Linked DNA regions of Homo sapiens: region 2 is linked to region 1. A link is an interaction called in ENCODE POLR2A ChIA-PET data of the cell type or tissue named here. Cell type or tissue: GM12878. All regions are shown on one strand. Links, peaks and the distances in the headings refer to the core of each region. The heading gives the core; the rest is flanking DNA.

The links. Peaks named below come from ENCODE experiments on the same cell type or tissue, not always from the same donor. Only the 100,000 strongest peaks of a DNase experiment are listed, where the experiment ranks them.
Region 2: POLR2A ChIA-PET joins it to region 1 with 7 read pairs; 5 of 35 experiments call an interaction of 5 or more read pairs at or near these places.

The regions. Positions count from the first base shown.
Region 1 is chr17:61,898,636-61,908,350 of GRCh38, reverse strand. It overlaps INTS2 (integrator complex subunit 2), which reads left to right. Exons shown (of 25, transcript NM_001351695.2): 8 at 717-943; 9 at 3,766-3,891. Among named protein-coding and RNA genes, the nearest start is that of INTS2, 24 kb to the left of the region's middle. RefSeq lists an enhancer at 3,725-4,034. In GM12878, for the core only: no CTCF peak of the experiment used is centred there; a DNase peak (open chromatin) is centred at 3,840; H3K27ac peaks cover 1,120 bases.
Region 2 is chr17:61,962,096-61,971,810 of GRCh38, reverse strand. It overlaps MED13 (mediator complex subunit 13), which reads left to right. Exons shown (of 30, transcript NM_005121.3): 18 at 3,553-3,776; 19 at 5,160-5,349; 20 at 6,343-6,805; 21 at 8,840-9,059. Among named protein-coding and RNA genes, the nearest start is that of INTS2, 39 kb to the right of the region's middle. In GM12878, for the core only: no CTCF peak of the experiment used is centred there; no DNase peak of the experiment used is centred there.

The DNA of each region.
Region 1 (9,715 bases), core at 1,909-6,908:
CTCCGCCTCCTGGGTTCAAGCGATTCTTGTGCTTCAGCCTCCCAAGTAGCTGGGATTACAGGCATGCACCACCACACCCAGCTAATTTTTATATTTTTAGTAGAGATGGGGTTTCACCATGTTGGCCAGGCTGGTCTCGAACTCCTGACCTCAAGTGATCCGTCCGCCTTGGCCTCCCAAAGTGCTGGGATTACAGGCGTGAACCACTGCATCAGGCCAAGAATTGTAAACTCTTAATTATAGGAGTTCTATAAGGTAAATATTGTTGATAAAATATTTCCTTGTCATTAAGGAAATTGGGGTTCAGAGAGGCTAACCAATGTGCCTAAAGGTATATAATCGTCTAATAGTAGAGCTGGCATTTAAACCCCAAGAACTTACGTCTTCAAAATCTGAGCATTTTCTCCTATACCACATATCACTTTGTTAGTCTTTATGTATTTGAAAGTACCATTGAAATAATATTCCACAATTCAAATTGTCACTAATTTAGTCTTTCCTCTGCAACCAATCCAAATTATGGTGAATATTCATTCTTCAGACAAACTAGTGGATTTTGAGTTTGCTTGATTGGTTAAAATGAGATTCTGTAGTCACGACAATCTCTTCAAATAGGCCAATTTGAAAGTGTTTAAGTGGGGTGCTATGTTTTAGCTCCCTTTTAGTTTAGTAAATGCTTCATGCTTTCTTCCTTTTGTGATCCATATTTCTTTCAGAGAAAAAGAGAGACCAGCAGTTCTGTCCTTTGGCAGATGAGAAGGCAGCTTCTTCTGGAGTTGATGGGCATTCTTCCCACAGTAAGAAGCACCCGAATTGTGGAAGAAGCTGATGTGGATATGGAGCCCAATGTGTCTGTGTATTCGGGGCTGAAAGAAGAGCATGTTGTGAAAGCCAGTGCACTCTTACGTCTGTACTGTGCTTTGATGGGGATCGCTGGACTCAAGTATTCAATAGTTTGATATTTTACCTTTTTGTCATTTTACCTTCTTGTTTCTATTCTCAAGAAAGTGAGCCAAAGGCCTTTTATTCAGAGGATTAAAGTTTTCTGTTGGACTCAGGTAGTGGGCTGGCCTGTAAGAAGAATGAAATCCTAAGGCCAAGAATTTCTAGCAGAGATGTATTCATCTATTTTGTTCTGATTGTAAACAGAACTATATAAATATGGGAGGAGCCAGAGCAGTTTATCAATTTCCAATCACAGTTTAAAGAAACCTGTGATTTCAACACAGCTTGACAAAACTATAGTGAATGATCTGTGAGTGATCTTTTACCATTGACTAGTTGAAGTAAATCTCTCCTTTGTTTCCTTTTACAGCTGATATCATAATTGTTTAAAATTAATATGATGTGATTAATAAGTACAATGTTTTTTTTTTTTTTTTTTTTTGAGATGGAATCTCCGTCTGTCGCCCAGGCTGGAGTGCAGTGGTGTGATCTCGGCTCACTGTAACCTCTGCCTCCCGGATTCAAGCGATTCTCCTGCCTCACCACACCCGGCTAATTTTTTTTTTTTTTTTTTTGTATTTTTAGTAGAGACGGGGTTTCACCATGTTGGCCAGGCTTGTCTTGAACTCCTTACCTCAGGTGTTCTGCCTGCCTCAGCCTCCCAAAGTGCTGGGATTACAGGCATGAGCCACTGTGCCTGGCCAGTACAATGTTTCTTAGTCACCATACAAAATCCTTTTGAATAGTGTTCTTAATAATTGTACATACAGTCCTCATTTGCATGTCTCCAATATGCATGAGTTTCAGTTACGCCAGTTTATTTAAATAATGCTGGTCTCTCAACACAGTTGCCATTTCAGTTGCCATGATACATTAACCAGTTAATTGTATAGAGTTTGTGAGCTCCTCAGGACACAGATCACTAAGTAAATAACAGATGTACATCATGGTTAGTGACCAATGGCCTCACTTCTTTCAAAGTCTGTCGGTAGCTGGTTACTGCACACCTGTTATTTGATTCATGTACATATAGCAGAGGAGGTAGTTGTAAAGGTTGAATATCCCTTATCTGAAATGCTTGAGACCAGAAGCGTTTGGGATTTTAGAACTTTTCGGATTTTGGAATGTTTATATTTACCGATTTAGCATCCCTAACAGAAATTCAAAATCCTTAATGCTCCAATGAGCATTTCCTTTGAGCTCATTACCTCATATTGGCACTCAGAATGTTTTGGAGTTTGGGGGCATTTCAGATTTTAGGTTTTTTGGATTGGGGTTACTCAACCTGTATTGCTTCCTTTCTCTCCATAATGAACTCATGTTCCAAAACATGGAAACAGTTTTTGGAACATTATATTCCAAAAACAGATAATTGGAAGAGACAGTTGGCCAATAAAGATGAAAGCATAGGCCAGGCGCGGTGGCTCACGCCTGTAATCCCAGCACTTTGGGGGGCCAAGGTGGACAGATCACCTGAGGTTGGGAGTTCGAGACCAGCCTGACCAACATGGAGAAACCCTGTCTCTACTAAAAATACAAAATTAGCTGGGTGTGGTGGCACATGCCTGTAATCCCAGCTACTTGGGAGGCTGAGGCAGGAGAATCACTGGAACCCAGGAGGTGGAGGTTGCGGTGAGCTAAGATTGCACCATTGCAGTCCGGCCTGGGCAATAAGAGTGAAACTCCATCTCTACAAAAACAAAAAACATAAAAAAAAGGAGGCAAAGGCTGTTTAAACTACTCTTGATAAAGTCTTTACGAAGAAATAAAAAAACTTTAAGACCGGGCACAGTGGCTCACGCCCATAATCCGAGCGCTCTGGGAGGCCAAGGCTTGTGGATCAGTGAGGTCAGGAGTTCGAGGACAACCTATTCAAGATGGTGAAACCCTCTCTCTACTAAAAATACAAAAATTAGCTGGGAATGATGGCGTGTGCCTGTAGTCCCAGCTACTCAGGAGTCTGAGGCAGGAGAATTGCTTGAACTTAGGAGGTAGAGTTTGCAGTGAGCCGAGATTGTGCCACTGCGCTCCCGCCTGGGCGACAGGGTGAGACTCTGTCTCAAAAAAAAGAAAGAAAGAAAACAGTTTAATTCCCAATGTTTCTAATATTTTCAATTAGAGTACTATAAAAATATTAGTTTTACCATTTAAAAAAAAAAATTCCTGGCTGGGTACAGTGACTTACACCTGTAATCCCAGCATTTTAGGAGACCAAGGGAGGTGGATTTTTTGAGCCCAGGAGTCTGAGACCAGCCTGGGGAACGTGGCAAAACCCTGTCTCTACTAAAAAAAATAAGCTGGGCATGGTGGCGCATACCTGTGGTCCTAGCTACATGAGGACTGACGTGGGAGGATTACCTGAGCCTGGAAGGTCAAAGCTGAAGTGAGCTCTGATCCTGCCACTACACTCCAGCCTGGGCGATGGAGCAAGACCTTGTCTCAAAAAAAAAAAAAAAAAATTATGCATTATAATCAACAGAGTTTTTAATGTTTTGACAAAAATTTTAAAGGCTACAGTACAACCATACTTTTCACCATTGATTATTAAGATTGTGTTGCATGATTTCAGCTTGCATGGTCATTTTTATGGTCTCACACTACAGGGCAAAGGGAGGACCTGCCTGTATTTGTGTCCACAGTAAAACACTGTAGTTGTAATTTCTCAACAGTTTTGCATTTGGCAACTTGAGATGTTAAAGATTTTATAAATAGCAAGATACCATTATAAAGTTTAAAATTTGTAACTAAAAGGTTAAAAATTCACTTTTTCTTCTTCATCCCAACTAAAAATGTAAAGCCTAATGATGTATTCCTTTTTAGACCAACTGAAGAAGAAGCTGAGCAATTACTGCAGTTGATGACGAGCCGTCCTCCTGCTACGCCAGCTGGGGTTCGCTTTGTTTCACTTTCCTTTTGTATGCTACTGGCCTTTTCTACACTTGTCAGGTACCTAACTATATAAGTTGCTCCATTTTCTCAAGGTTTACTTTTATTTACTCAATAAAATTGTATAGCATTAGATAAGAGTTTTCTACAAAAGCTGGTCTAGGTATGGACAGTCGTAGTTTTGTTTTGTTTTTTCCAATTTTTAAGAGAAGGGGTCTAGCTTTGTTGCCCAGGCTGGAGTACAGTGGCTGTTCATGGGTATGATCATAGCACAGTGCAGCCTTGAACTCCTGGCCTCAAATAATCCTCCTGACTCAGCCTCCCAAGTAGCTGGGACTGCAGGTGTATGCCACTGGCCCAGCTTATTTGTATTTTTTTAAAATAAGGATATCAGTAGCATCTGATTCATTTTATTTATCTTATATATGTACATTGTTTAAATAAGTCGAAATAGTTCTTCAGGATTTGTTAAGGCAAATAGCAGTCCTTCCTTCTCTCCTTCCTATTTTATCTTTCTTAGAAGCAGTGTCTTTCAATTCTTTTAGCTGTTTATTTTGTGTTTTACTGCTACATCTGTAATAATATGTTTGTATTTGATACCTCTTGATTTTTGCTTTTAGGTATTTTTTATTGAGTTCCCAGTATGAAAGATGAGAAATTAGTTCTCTGTCTTTTTTCTCCCTGTCCTAAACACATCCATACATGTCCTTCCTATCCTCTCATTCTCCTAGTATGGTTATAATTTAGATTAGATCAATATATAGTTGTTATGATTATGTAAGCACTACTGAGAACTCAACCATGCAGTATATGATTATTTTTTACTTCCTTGTAAAACTTGTTTTTTTTTTTTTGGATTAATATTTATCCTGTGTTTTTGTTTTTTGCTTTTAACTTTCTTGGTGTTATATGTACCATTCATGTAACCTCAAACTCTCTGCCAGCCTAAATCTTCTCTCCAGATGTTTTGACTCATTAGACAGTCTGTGAGTTTCATCTTCTTGAGGAGATTTCTTCAGGAGCATTTTGGTCTGGAATGGTTACCAGGTATACCTGGTAGTATAAAGCTCTCATCCTGGGATTGACCTTCACCATCATTTTGGAGACTTGCTTCATCTCTCCTTTGTTGGATCTTCTGTTTCTTATATCTCATATCATCATATTACCCAGGCGTGGTGGCTCACACCTGTAGTCCCAGCTACTCAGGAGGCTGAGGCGGGAGGGTTGCTTGAGGCTATGAGTTCGAGGCCAGCTGGGGCAACATAGTGCGACTCCTGTCTTTGTTTAAAAAAAAAAAAATTAAAAAGAAAACCTATCCTTTCTTTCTTTTTTTTTTTTTTTTTTTCCTTTTTTGAGACGGAGTCTAGCTTTGTCGCCCAGGCTGGAGTGCAGTGGTGCGATATCTTGGCTCACTGCAAGCTCCACCTCCCAGGTTCACGCCATTCTCCTGCCTCAGCCTCCCGAGTAGCTGGGACTACAGGAGCCTGCCACCACGCCCGGCTAATTTTTGTATTTTTAGTAGAGACGGGGTTTCACCATGTTAGCCACGATGGTCTCGATCTCCTGACCTCGCGATCCACCCGCCTCGGCCTCCCAAAGTGCTGGGATTACAGGCGTGAGCCACCGTGCCCAGCCTCTGTTTTTTTTTTTTTTTTTTTTTTAAGCTCTTTCACCCAGGCTGTAGTGCTATGGCACAATCATAGCTCACTGTAATCTTGAACTCCTGGGTTGAAGTGATCCTTCTCCTTGAACCTCCCAAATAGCTGGGACTAAGGCACGTTCCACTACCCCTGGAGAATTTTTTTTTTTTAAGAGACAGTGTTTCGCTGTGTTGCCCAGGCTAGTCTGAAACTCATGGCCTGAAACAGTCCTCCCACCTCAGTCTCTCAAACCACTGGGTTTACAGGGGTGAGCCACTGTACCTGGTCTTAGAATGAGCAAGTTATTTTTAGAGTGCTGAACAGGTTCTAAAATTCTGTTGTGTTGGTGGTTGCATAACTCTGTATATACACTAAAAACCACTCAATTGTACACTTTGGGTAAATCTTATGGTATGTATATTACATCTCAATAAAGCTGTTTTCTAAAAAGTAGAACAAGATTGAGGGGAAGGAAAAGAGGAAAGGATAAGAAAATACGACAATCATTTCAAAAAGTCCAATTCCAAATAAAAGGAGGTTTTAGACAGAACACCCAAGAAGAAAACATTACCAACAAATTTATTCAGGAAAATTTCCTAGAACTGAGAGACATGAGTTTCCAGGTTCAAAGGGCTTACTGAATGCCTAGGACAATAGTCAAAAAGAGACTCAGGCTAAGGCATATCATCCAGAAATTTCAAAACCCTAGGGATAAAAAACTAATCCTACGAGTTTCTATATTAAAAACAAATAGGCCACACAAAGGACCAGGAATCAGAATGTCAGACTTCCTGACAACACTGGAAGTTAGAAGACAATGAAGCAACACCTTCAAAGTCCTGAAAGGAAATTATTTCCAACTTAGAATTCCATACCCCATCAAACTATCAATCAGATGTCAAAGTAGGACAAAGATATTTTCAGAAATACCCAGTCTCAAAAAGAATTTACTTCACACATACCCATTCTGAAGGAGCAAAATGGCCAGGCACACTGGCTCACGCCTGTAATCCCAGCACTTTGGGAGGCTGAGGCAGGTGGATCACCTGAGGTCAGGAGATCGAGACCATCCTGGCTAACACGGTGAAACCCCGTCTCTACTAAAAAAAATACAAAAAAATATTAGCCGGTCATGGTGGCGGGCGCCTGCAGTCCTGTAGGCTGAGGCAGGAGAATGGCGTGAACCTGGGAGGCAGAGCTTGCAGTGAGCCGAGATTGCGCCACTGCACTCCAGCCTGGGCTACAGAGCGGGACTGCATCTCAGAAAAAAAAAAAAAAAAAAAAAAAAAAAAAAAAAAAAAAGAAATCATTCTGCCTTTTAGGATTTGTCTTTAACTTTATCTTCAATTCCTATTCAGTCTTTAATTTCTAAGAGTGCTTTTTTGGCTCTCTGAATGTTTCTTCTTTGTAGTGTCTATTGGTTCATTATAGCATAATTTCTTTGATATTAGTCATACTGATTTTGAAGAGATTTTATTATTTGTATTGCTTCTTTTCTCTAAGCTGCTTTTTTTCCCTGCCTTTTTTGGGTCTCTATTTTTAAAGTTAGAAGCTTTTCTCAGATACTTAATATTTATTATTATTTTTAAATTTCTATTTATTTATTTATTTAGAGATGGGGGCTCTCTCTGTTGCTCGGGGCAAACTCAGTGGTACAGTCATAACTCATTGCAGCTTTGAACTTCTGGGGTCAACAGATCCTTCCACCTCAGCCTCCCAAGTGGCCAGTGTGGGCCACCACACCTGGCTTATTTTTAAAAGTTTTTTGTAGGGATGGGGTCTCACTTTTGTTGCCCAGGCTGATTTTGAACTCCTGGCCTAAGGTGATCCTCCTGCCTTTGCCTCCCAGAGTGCTGTAACTACAGGTGTGAGCCACCACACCCAGCCAATATTAATTGTTCATATACATATATAAATATAATTTTTGAGACAGAGTTTTGCTCTTGTTGCCCATGGTGCAATGGTGTGATCTCGGCTCACCGCAACCTCTGCCTCCCGGGTTCAAGTGATTGTCCTGTGTTAGCCTCCCGAGTAGCTGGGATTATAGGCATGTGCCACCACCCTCAGCTAAGTTTTGTATTTTTAGTGGAGATGGGGTTTCTCCATGTTGGTCAGGCTGGTCTCGAACTCCTGACCTCAGGTGATCTGCCTGCCTTGGCCTCCCAAAGTGCTGGGATTACAGGTGTGAGCCACCACGTCTGGCCGATTGTTCATATTTAAGACTAGGAAATGAAAAAGCATATTAGAACCTCTAATGCATAAGTGGGTCTTTGGGAAACTCTTGGGCTGATCAGAGTTCTAAAGATTATTGTCTGGCCTGGAGAGGGAAGACCTATACAGAAACCCATAAACAAAGTTAAAGAGTGAGGGTTAAGGGCTGGTAGATATCAGCCTGCAGTATAATCGTTTACTTAATTCTCCTACTTTCAGAATGGTGCTCCAGATATACCTGGTTGTCCCTTAATTCAGATGCATGATTTTACCACCTCCAGACAATAAATCTCCAGTCTTCTCTCTGCTGAGGGAAGGGTATTCTTCTAGTTGTGCAGAATGCAGGAGGTGATTTGGAGGTCTACTACTTATATAGAATGTCAACCTCTTAATTTTAGTCTGTCTTCACTCTCAGTCCTGGAACTGCCTGGAGTAGCCTGAGCCCTTTGGGAATTCCGTGGTATAAAATGGATGGGTTTTCTCTTCTACCAGTTTAGCATTTTGCTTCCTCAGGTCTGCTGAGTCCGTTTCCATTTATCTATATATTCTCTAGCTTCCAGTATTTTGTGGTGTTGTCCCTCCTCAATATCTTATGCGTTTATGCCTTTTAAGAAAATCCCTTTAATGTAGCTTTAATGGAGTTTCAGGATGGTGTAAAATTAGGTACATGAATTCTTTCTTTTCTTTTTACTTGAAGTACTTTCTAAACATTATCTCAAATCCTCATTACTCTTATAAGGTATTTTTTTTTTTTTTTTAGATAGGATCTTGCTTTGTTTCGCAGGCTGGAGTCCAGTGGCACGATCAGGGCTCGCTGCAGCCTTGGCCTCTTGGGCTCAAGAGATCCTCCCATCTTAGCCTCCCGTGTAGCTGGGACTACAAACATGCGCCACCATGCCTGTCTAATTTTTAAATTTTTTTGTAGAGATGGGATCTCACTTTGTTGCTCAGGCTGGTCTTGAACTGCTGGGCTCAAGCTATCCTCCTGTCTTGTCCTCCCAAATTGCTGGGATTACAGGCAAGAGCCACTGTGCCCAGCCTTATAAGGTATTTTTGTCTATATCTTATAGATAGAAAAACTAATGTTTAGAAAGATACTTAAAAGTCCTTAAGATAGGCCAGGCACAGTGGCTCATGCCTGTAATCCCAGCACTTTGGGAGGCCAAGGTGGGTGGATCACCTAAAGGTCAGGAGTTCGAGACCAGCCTGGCCAACATGGTGAAACCCCGTCTCTACTAAAAATATAAAAAATTAGCTGGGTGTGTTGGTGGGCACCTGTAATCCCAGCTGCTCGGGAGGCTGAGGCAGGAGAATCTCTTGAATCCGGGAGGTGGAGGTTGCAGTGAGCCAAGATTGTGTCATTGCACTCCAGCCTGGGCAACAAGAGCGAAACTTCTCAAAAACAAAAAAAAAGTTCTTAACATTTGAGAGCTACAGTGAAAAAGGAAAAGAAAGATTATTTGTGTTTCTTCTTCAAGATCACACTACCAGTAATTAGCAGAGATGGGATTCTCACTCAGATGTGGTAGGCTGTAAAGGCTGTAATCTTTCTACTACATAACACTTTATTATTTGTTATATGGTTTAGGTATAGTTGAGAATGACCTTTTTTATTTTCTTAGCTTTTGGTAATAGAAGAATTATACTTTTCATTTGCTTTTTGTTGCATCTATTTTTACTGCACTGAAGTGGAAAGAGATTGGTGAAAAAATTTTCACAAGTCAACGTCAGCTTGTACTTTTCAATTAAAATTTAGACCGGGTGTGGTGGCTCAGGCCTGTATTCCCAGCACTTTGGGAGGCTGAGGCGGGTCAGTCACCTGAAATCAGGAGTTCAAGACCAACCTGGCCAACAGGGTGAAACCCCATCTCTACTAAAAATAGAAAAATTAGCCAGGTGTGGTGGCAGACACCTGTAATCCCAGCTATTCGGGAGGCTGAGGTAGGAGAATCGCTTGAACCCGGGAGGCGGAGGTTGCAGTGAGCTGAGATTGCGCTGCTGCACTCCAGCCTGAGCAACGAGAGTGAAACTCC
Region 2 (9,715 bases), core at 4,530-9,529, 61 kb before region 1:
GGGTGCACGCCACCATGCCCGGCTCATTTTTTTACTTTTAGTAGAGACAGGGTTTCATCACGTTGGCCGGGCTGGTTTCAAACTCCTGGCCTCAGGTGATCTGCCTGCCTCAGCCTCCCTAAGTGCTGGGATTACAGGCATGAGCCACTGTGCCCGGCCAGAAAATATATTTTAGTATAAACTTTTACATTATTTTAAAAACTAAGATGGTAGCCGGCGTGGTGGCTCACGCCTGTAATCTTAGCACTTTTGAAGGCCAAGGCAGGTGCATCACCTGAAGTTGGGAGTTCTTCAAGACCAGCCTGACCAACGTGGAGAAACCCCGTCTCTACTAAAAATACAAAATAAGCCGGGCATGGTGGTGCGTGTCTGTAATCCCAGCTACTTGAGAGGCTGTGGCAGGAGAAGAAGAATCACTTGAACCCGGGAGGCGCAGGTTGCCGCCAGCCGAGGTTGCCATGAGCCGAGATCGCGCCATTGTACTCCAGCCTAGGCAACAAAAGCGAAACTCCATCTCAAAAAAAAAAAAAAAAAAGTAGATATTTATTTATTTATTTCTGTACCTTAACTGATTTTGGAGATCATTTCTATCTGCACATATAGAGATTATCTTTTTTTATGGCTATATGTATTCCATTGTTCCTTACATATGATAATATATTTTACCAGTGCAGTGTTTATGAACATACAAATTGTTACCACCATTATCATTACAGCTACTTTTCAGTAATGCACAGATCCCTGGCTTTAAAGCATGGGTGTATTTTTATTTTATTTATTATTATTATTTTTGAGATTTGTTCTGTCACCCTGGCTGGAGTACAGTGGCACAATCATGGCTCACTGCAGCCATAACCTCCTGGGTCCAAGTGATCCTCTCACCTCAGCCTGCCAAGTAGCTGGTACTACAGGTGCTCACCACCACACCCAGCTAATTTTTGTATATTTTGTAGAGATGAGGTTTTGCCATGTTGCCCAGGCTGGTCTCCAACTCCTGGGCCCTAGTGATCTGCCCAACTCACCCTCCCAAAGGGCTAGGATTATAAGCACCCAGACGTGTATTTCAAGAAAAAAAAAAAAAAAACCTAAATAACTATCTGTAATGCCTTTTTTTTTTTTTTTTTTTTTTTTGAGACAGTCTCACTCTCTTGCCCAGACTGGAGTGCAGTGGCATGATCTTAGCTCACTGCACCCTCTGCCTCCCAGGTTCAAGCAGTTCTCATGCATCAGCCTCACGAGTAGCTGGGATTACAGGCATGCATTAACCACACCTGGCTAATTTTTGTATTTTTACTAGAGATGGGATTTTGCCATCTTGCCCAGTCTGTTCTTGAACTGCTTGCCTCAAGTGATCCACCTACCTAGGCCTCCCAAAGTGCTGAGATTACAGGCGTGAGCCACCATGCCCAGCCCCTGTAATATCAGTTTGAATTCCCACCAGTTAAAGTGCCTGTTTTCCCAAAGCCTTGCCTAGTAGGATGCTGATTCAGTGGATGAAAAATGGTTATTTCCCATTATAGTTTGAGAGATTAAATAGTACAGACTGTGGGGATAGATTTCTTGGGTTTAAATTCCTACTCTGCTACTTCTTGTGAAATGCTAGAGAAATTGCTTAACTTCCTCATTTATGTTTTCTCATCTCTAAAATGAAGTTAATAATAGTTTCTGCCTTATGTTTTTTGTGAGGATTAAATGAGTTAGTACATGCAAAGAGCTTTGAACAGTACCTAGCACATAGAATTATCATTGTTTGCTATTATTAATTTTAAATTGCTTTTTTAATGAGAAAGAGCATCTTTTTATGTGTTAGAGATAGTTTTGTTTTGTAATCTCCATGTTCTTAACCCATTTTTCTATTAGGTTGTTGGTCATTTTCTTTTAAAAATTTTTTTATTATGGTAAGAACACTCACCAGGCATGACGACTCACGCCTGTAATCCCAGCACTTTGGGAGGCCGAGGTGGGCAGATCACTTGAGGTCAGGAGTTTGAAACCAGCCTGGCCAACATGGTGAAACCCCATCTCTACCAAAAATTCAAAAATTATCCCGGTATGGTGATGTGTGCCTATAATCCCAGCTACTCAGGAGGCTGAGGTGAGATAATTGCTTGAACCCAGGAGGTGGAGGTTGGAGTGAGTGGAGATCGCACCACTGCACTGCAGCCTAGGCAACAGAGCAAGACTGTCTCAAAAACAAAACAAAAAAAAACTAAAAGAAAGAACACTTAACATGAGATCTGCGCTCTTAGTAAGGTTTTTTCTTTTTTCTATTTTTTAAATTATATTATTTTTAAATGTATAAATAAGGATGGTGTCTCACTATGTTGCCTAGGCCTCAAACTCCTGGGCTCAAGTAATCCTCCCACCTCAGTCTCCCAAGGTGCTGAGATTACAGGCATGAGCCACAGCACCTGGCCTACAGTGTATTTTTATGCCAATTTTTTGTTTGTTTGTTTTTGAGATGGAGTTTTGCTCTTTTTGCCTGGGCTGACGTGCACTGGTGCAATCTCAGCTCACCGCAACCTCCACCCCCTGGGTTCAAGCAATTCTGCTTCAGCCTCCTGAGTAGCTGGGATTACAGGCATGCACCACCATGCCCGGCTAATTTTGTATTTTTAATAGAGACAGGCTTTCTCCATGTTGGTCAGGCTGGTCTTAAACTCCCAGCCTCAGGTGATCTGCCCACCTCGGCCTCCCAAAGTGCTGAAATTACAGGTGTGAGCCACTGCACCCAGCCCCATGCCAAAAATTTAAATGCAGACCAGACGTGGTGGCTCCTGCACGTAATCCCAGCACTTTGGGAGGCTGAGGAAGGAGGATCACTTGAGCTCAGGAGTTTGAGTCCACCCTGGGCAACACAGCAAGATCCCATCTCTACAAAAACTTTAAAAATTAGCTAAGCATAGTGGCACACACCTGTAGTCCCAGCTATTCGGGAAGCTGAGGACAGAGGATTGCTTGAGCCCAGCAGGTTAATGCTGCAGTAAGGCGTGATTGTTCCACTGCAGTCTAATCTGGGCAATAGAGCAAGACCCTGTCTCAAAAAAATAAGTAAATAAAAAGACTTGTTTAGGAAATTCCTTAATGTTGAAAAGTCTTGACCACTGGCATTAAGTATTTTTGTCTCTAATAAAATATTTTCACTAATAATGACTTCATTAACTTTTGACATTTAAATAAAAAGGAGGCCGGGCATGGTGGCTCACACCTGTAATCCCAGCACTTTGGGAGGCCGAGGTGGGCGGACACAAGGTCAGGAGCTCGAGACCATCCTGGCTAACACGGTGAAACCTCGTCTCTACTAAAAAATACAAAAAATTAGCCAGGCGTGGTGGCAGGCACTTGCAGTCCCAGCTACTCAGGAGGCTGAGGCAGGAAAATGGCGTGAACGCGGGAGGCGGAGCTTGCAGTGAGCCGAGATGGCGCCACTGCACTCCAGTCTGGGCGACAGAGCGAGACTCTGTCTCAAAAAATAAATAAATAAATAAATAAATAAAAAGGAGACATGTCTTGTTTTTAAGTGTTTTCTTAAAATACATCTTTCTTATTTAGGAACTGATGAATCCCCAGAACCACTGCCAATCCCCACATTTTTGTTGGGTTATGATTATGATTATCTGGTGCTTTCTCCATTTGCTCTTCCTTATTGGGAGAGACTTATGCTGGAACCCTATGGATCTCAAAGAGATATAGCCTATGTTGTACTGTGTCCAGAAAATGAAGCCTTGTTAAATGGAGCAAAAAGCTTTTTTAGAGATCTTACTGCAATATATGAGGTAGGTGTTTAAAAAGAGATGACATTTTAAAACTACCTTACGATTTGTATTGTTGTATATACAGCATACTGGGCAGTTCAGTTGATTGGGACACAGTGATGATGTCAGATTAGATGTTTATTTCTCATACTAGCCAGTTACATTCTTTGCTGAGTTTGACCCAGTCTGTTAGATGTGTATGCCGTGGGTCAGAGTGGCTATCCCCCTATAGGAGGAAGAAACATTGAGGGCATATAGATATATATCCCTTTTAATGTGGCTTTTTCTAAAACAAAGGGTAACAATGTTAAATAGCCAGGAAAAAAGTTACATTTACAAAAATTCTAGTCTTTATTCTCTAGGATTTCAGGTAGTGACACTAGGCCTCACTTTCCTCATATGTAAAATAAATCTATGCTAGATATCACTAAGGTCCATTTCAGGTCTGAAATTCTTGCCTCTTCTTTTAAGTTATAATTCTCACATATCCATCACCAGGCGCAATAATTGTAAATTATAAGTGTTATGGGACATAAAGTCTTACTTTATTATTCCCTCCTTTTTCCACAAAGGCTTCGAAATTTAGTCTTTAAATTTTGATTCCTTATACAATCTGAATGTTAGTGTATGTTAGTTTAGCTTCCTTTTAAAATTTTCCACATAATTACAAGGTATTTGTAGTGTGTTTTTAATAAATAAACATTTCCCAAAGGGTGTTATTTGGAATATCAGTCCGGTAAAATCCTCTCAGAGAAAAAGTTCCATAGTTAAATAGGCTTGGGGAAACATTGTATATTATATTACCTTTTAGAGATTTACAATTCATATTAGGTTTTTAAAGGCTTTGAAATTCTTACAGTAAAGAACTCTTCTAAGTTTGCTTAATCCAATGTTTTAAATTTATTTAACATTGGGCTTCTAATAACAAAAATCAGTGACTCACAGAACTAGAGGGAGAAGGTGTATAAATATATTTGTATAACAATTTTTATTTTGCTTTGATTTAGGGATATTTGTATTCATAATTCATGAATTGGTGTTAATGTATACCTAAAATGACTGCATTTTTATGCTCACTTATGTCTGCATTCTGCAAGCTTTTATTCAAACAAAATGGTTCTAGTACTATTGTTATCTAGGTGTTTTTTCATTAGAGATATTTTAATTTTGAAAAAAAATTAATGAATTTCTAATGTAAAAATGAAAAAGACCTATGGCACCATTTCACCCTTGATATGTTTATTTTTTTGGCCTACTTCTAAAAACACCCTTGATATTTTTATCATAACTGTTAATTGCAAATGGTTAAGCTTATTTTAAGTAGCTTTCATGGTTGGTTTTATAATGTGTATCTAAATACAATAATAAATTTACTAATTCTGCTTTCTGTATGTATATTTGTAGTCCTGTCGATTAGGTCAACATAGACCTGTTTCTCGACTGTTAACAGATGGGATCATGAGAGTTGGATCTACTGCATCAAAGAAACTATCAGAAAAGTTGGTAGCAGAATGGTTTTCTCAGGCAGCTGACGGTAACAATGAAGCATTTTCTAAACTCAAGCTTTATGCACAAGTCTGCAGATATGACCTAGGTATTGAATTTGTATTTATTGTATAAGGCTGGTGTTAGCAAAATGTGGCCTGCTCCACCAGCTGTTTTTGTAGATAAAATTTTATTGGAACACAGCCATCCTCATTTATGTATTTTCTCTGGCTGCTTTTGTGCTACAACATTGGAGCTGAGTAGTTTTCATAGAGACTGTGTGGCTGCAAAGACAAAAATATTTATTATCTGACCCTTTACAGAACAAGTTTGCTGATCCCTAATGAGGGATCCCATCAGGTAGGAAGAAATTATGGGTTATAAATAAATTTTCTGTTGCCTCTGTAGGGTCTGATGTTTTAATAACTTGAAGATTCTTCATTTGTTACAGTTTAGAGATAAAATAATTTATAGTTAATCTCTACCAAACCAAGAAATAGTTCTTTGTTGTAGCTAAGAAAACGACAGCTGTTTAAGACTTGCTTGTTACATACTTTTTTTCTTTCATTCTACCCGTGCCTAACTGTATTGCTTATAAATACTCTTGAAAATAAAGATCAGTGGACTTCCTTTAGACTTAATCCAAAGAGATGCAGAACCAAAATATTGAATCTCATTAGACATTCCTATAATTTGAACCCCATAACATTATACCATTTTATATTTTAATTAGCTGTCAATGTAGTCAATATTTATTTGATTTGTGATTTAGAAACCCTTTGAATAGTTTGATGAATATTGCTAGATACCTTTTTTACATTTAATTATACTTAGAAAATAGAATTTTGTTACACTTTCATAGTAATCATTTCTTTAATTTTGAGTGAAAATTCTGGCTTTTTCAATTCCATTTTAAATATGTTTCTTCAGTCTCTAGGGGAAAATAGAAAGCAAGTGTAGGTCACACCATTAGCAAGCAATTTCGGGGCTATAATTACCAAGAAAACATCAACTGGATTATGATTCTGTTTACACAGTAGAATTTAAAAAAACCAGTCAGTGAAATAAAGAATTAAATTTCGTACCTGTTTTTATTCTTTAGGTCCTTATCTTGCTTCCCTGCCATTGGACAGCTCTCTACTTTCCCAGCCAAATTTAGTTGCCCCTACAAGTCAGTCTTTGATTACTCCACCTCAGATGACAAATACTGGAAATGCTAATACTCCATCTGCCACCTTAGCATCTGCAGCGAGCAGCACTATGACAGTGACTTCAGGTGTTGCCATATCTACTTCAGTTGCCACAGCTAATTCAACTTTGACCACAGCTTCAACTTCATCTTCATCATCCTCCAACTTGAATAGTGGAGTATCATCAAATAAACTACCTTCGTTTCCACCCTTTGGCAGTATGAACAGTAATGCTGCAGGATCCATGTCTACACAAGCAAATACAGTTCAGAGTGGTCAGCTAGGAGGGCAACAGACATCAGCTCTACAGACAGCTGGGATTTCTGGAGAATCATCTTCACTTCCCACTCAGCCGCATCCTGATGTGTCTGAAAGGTACCTTTAAAAATACTGATTTTTGCAGAAATATAAAAACTATGATGCTGCTTCTTTCTTTTTTTTTCTTGAGACACAGTCTCACTCTTTTGCGCAGGCTGTACTGCAGTGGTGGGATCTGCACTCACTGCAACCTCTGCCTCCCGAGTTCAAGTGATTCTCCTCCCTCAGCCTCCCTAGTAGCTGGAATTACAGGCATGTGCCACCACGCCTGGCTAATTTTTGTATTTTTAGTAGAGACAGGGTTTTGCCATGTTGACCAGGCTGGTCTCAAACTTCTGACCTCAGGTGATCCACCCACCATGGCTTCCCAAAGTGCTGGGATTACAGACGTGAGCCACCACGCCCAGCCATGCTGCTTTTTTTCTAAATAAGACGTTTTGAATGAGCATAAAGTGCTTTTTTATCTTAGTCTTGAAATTTTAGTTTGTATCTTTTTTTAAGACAAGGTCTCACTCTGTCACCCAGGCTGGAGTATAGTGGCGTGATCACGGCTCACTGCAGCCTCGACCTCCTGGGCTCAGGTGATCCTCCCACCTCAGCCTCCTGAGTAGCTGGGACTTACAGGCATGCACCACCATGCCCAGCTACTTTTTTGTAGAGATGTGGTTTCACCCTGTTGCCCTGGCTGGTCTGGAACTCTTGGACTCAGCAATCTGCCTGCCTCAGCCTCCCAAAGTGCTGGGATTACAGGCATGAGCTATCGCACCCGGCCTAGTGTTGAATATTTTATGTATAAAATTATAATGAGGACTTTACTTCATAAAGTATCATAGAATTCTAGAATCTGAGGGTGGGAATTAAGAGCTTGAAAACCATATAGTCCAGATACCCATATGACATTTGAGTCTTCTGTGGCATAATTGTCAAGTAGATTTGCCTGTGCAAATCACTCTGGTGATTGAGAAGTCACTATTGACCCACTCTATTTAGAGGCTTTAGAGTTGTACTGAGGTTTGAATCTCAGCTCTGCCATTTACCTGCTTTGTGACTTCGGGGAAACTCTAACTTTCTGAGCATGTTTTCTTATCTGTAAGATGAGAGTAATATGATATAATATACATTAAGTACTTTACACAGTGATTCCAAGTTATTTATAGTGACAAGAATGATTATGACAGCTCTCATTCCTTTTTTGATGAAGGTTTTGATCTTCCCTTTTGATTTATAGGCCAAGTTGGCCAGAGCTTAATTATATCTGTCAGCTACCCAGGATGCAGTTGTGCCCAAAATTATACTCATATGTGGGTAAAAACAAACCATTATCGAGATTGATACACTCATCTTGAACATATGAATAGATTTGAAGTGTAAAAAAATCAAATCACCCATCAAAGAATGAAACTTGTACACCATTGAAGCTGTAAAGTATGAAATAAATGTATATAGTCTAAAAATGGGACCAGGTGAAGTGGCTCATGCCTGTAATCCTAGCACTTTGAGAGGCTAAGGCAGGAGGGTTGCTTGAGACCAAGAGTTCAAGACCAACCTGGTCAACATAGTGAGACTCCCATCTCAAAAAAAAGATATATATATACACATATATAGAGAGAGAGAGTCTGAAAATGTACTAGAACATTAAATAAGTCTGGAAACGTGGTTTCTTTCTGGCCTAGCTCTACCTGTAGCCACCTTTATAAATTTGGTAAGCTATTTGAGATAGCCTCAGACAAAGAGACCTATCTTTGTCTCAGTTTTATCCCTTAAACTCTAAGCCATCTTTTGTATCTAATACCCTTACCCTATGGTTTTAAGAATTTTTTTTCTTTTCTTTCTTTTTTTTTTTTTTTTTTTTTTTTTTTTGGTAAATTTAAGGCAAGACCTCTTAAGGCAAGTGTCTTTATACACTGTGAAATTGTATGTACAATGTTTATGGTTCATTTTGGCGAGAAAGAAATGTCCTTCATTTTTAGAGAGGCTTTCTGACACCTTTCACCAAAAAAGAGGGAGGAGGGGGATATTAAGAACCTGCTTAGATGCTACCCCAAGCATATACAGTACAACTTTTTGTCTCATTTCTACCTTAAATTTTAGCACGATGGATCGGGATAAAGTGGGAATCCCCACAGATGGTGATTCACATGCAGTCACGTATCCACCTGCAATTGTTGTTTATATAATTGATCCTTTTACATACGAAAATACAGACGAGAGCACTAACTCTTCTAGTGTGTGGACATTGGGGCTACTTCGATGCTTTCTAGAAATGGTCCAGACTCTTCCTCCTCATATCAAGAGTACTGTTTCTGTACAGGTAAGAGTGATAGATGTTGTGAGTTAAAATTATGTAAAACAGTTTAATGTTGTCAGAAGTTTCAGATACTACTTTTCTGTATTCAAATTGATTATCTAAAAGCCAAGTTCTATTATATTGATTTTACTTTAATATCATAATATAAATCTTAGAGAATTTATAAAAGATAAACTTTATAGTCATATGACAGTAATAATACAGAATAAAAAAATTCCATTAAGTACATTAAATGTTTCTCCTGTGTTACTTTTATAAGCCAATTTTTAAATTCATGAGCCTAAATAGAAAAATGTAGCATGTACCTAAACAAGACAGGTTGCAAGAAAAGGAGAAAGCAATTAACCATATTAAGTTGTTAGAAGAAATTTTGAATTTATTTTATAGACTTCAACAGGACTAGTCAATGGCATTATTAATATAATTGTTATATAGAAAATTTTACAGTTTTTTGTTGTTGTTTTTTTTCTGAGACAGAGTCTCGCTCTGTCGCCAGACTGGAGTGCAGTGGCGTGATCTCGGCTCACTGCAACCTCCAGCTCCCAGGTTCAAGAGATTCTCCTGCCTCAGCCTCCTGAGTAGCTGGGACTACAGGCGCATGCCACCACACCCAGCTCATTTTTGTGTTTTTAGTAGAGACAGGGTTTCACCATGTTGGC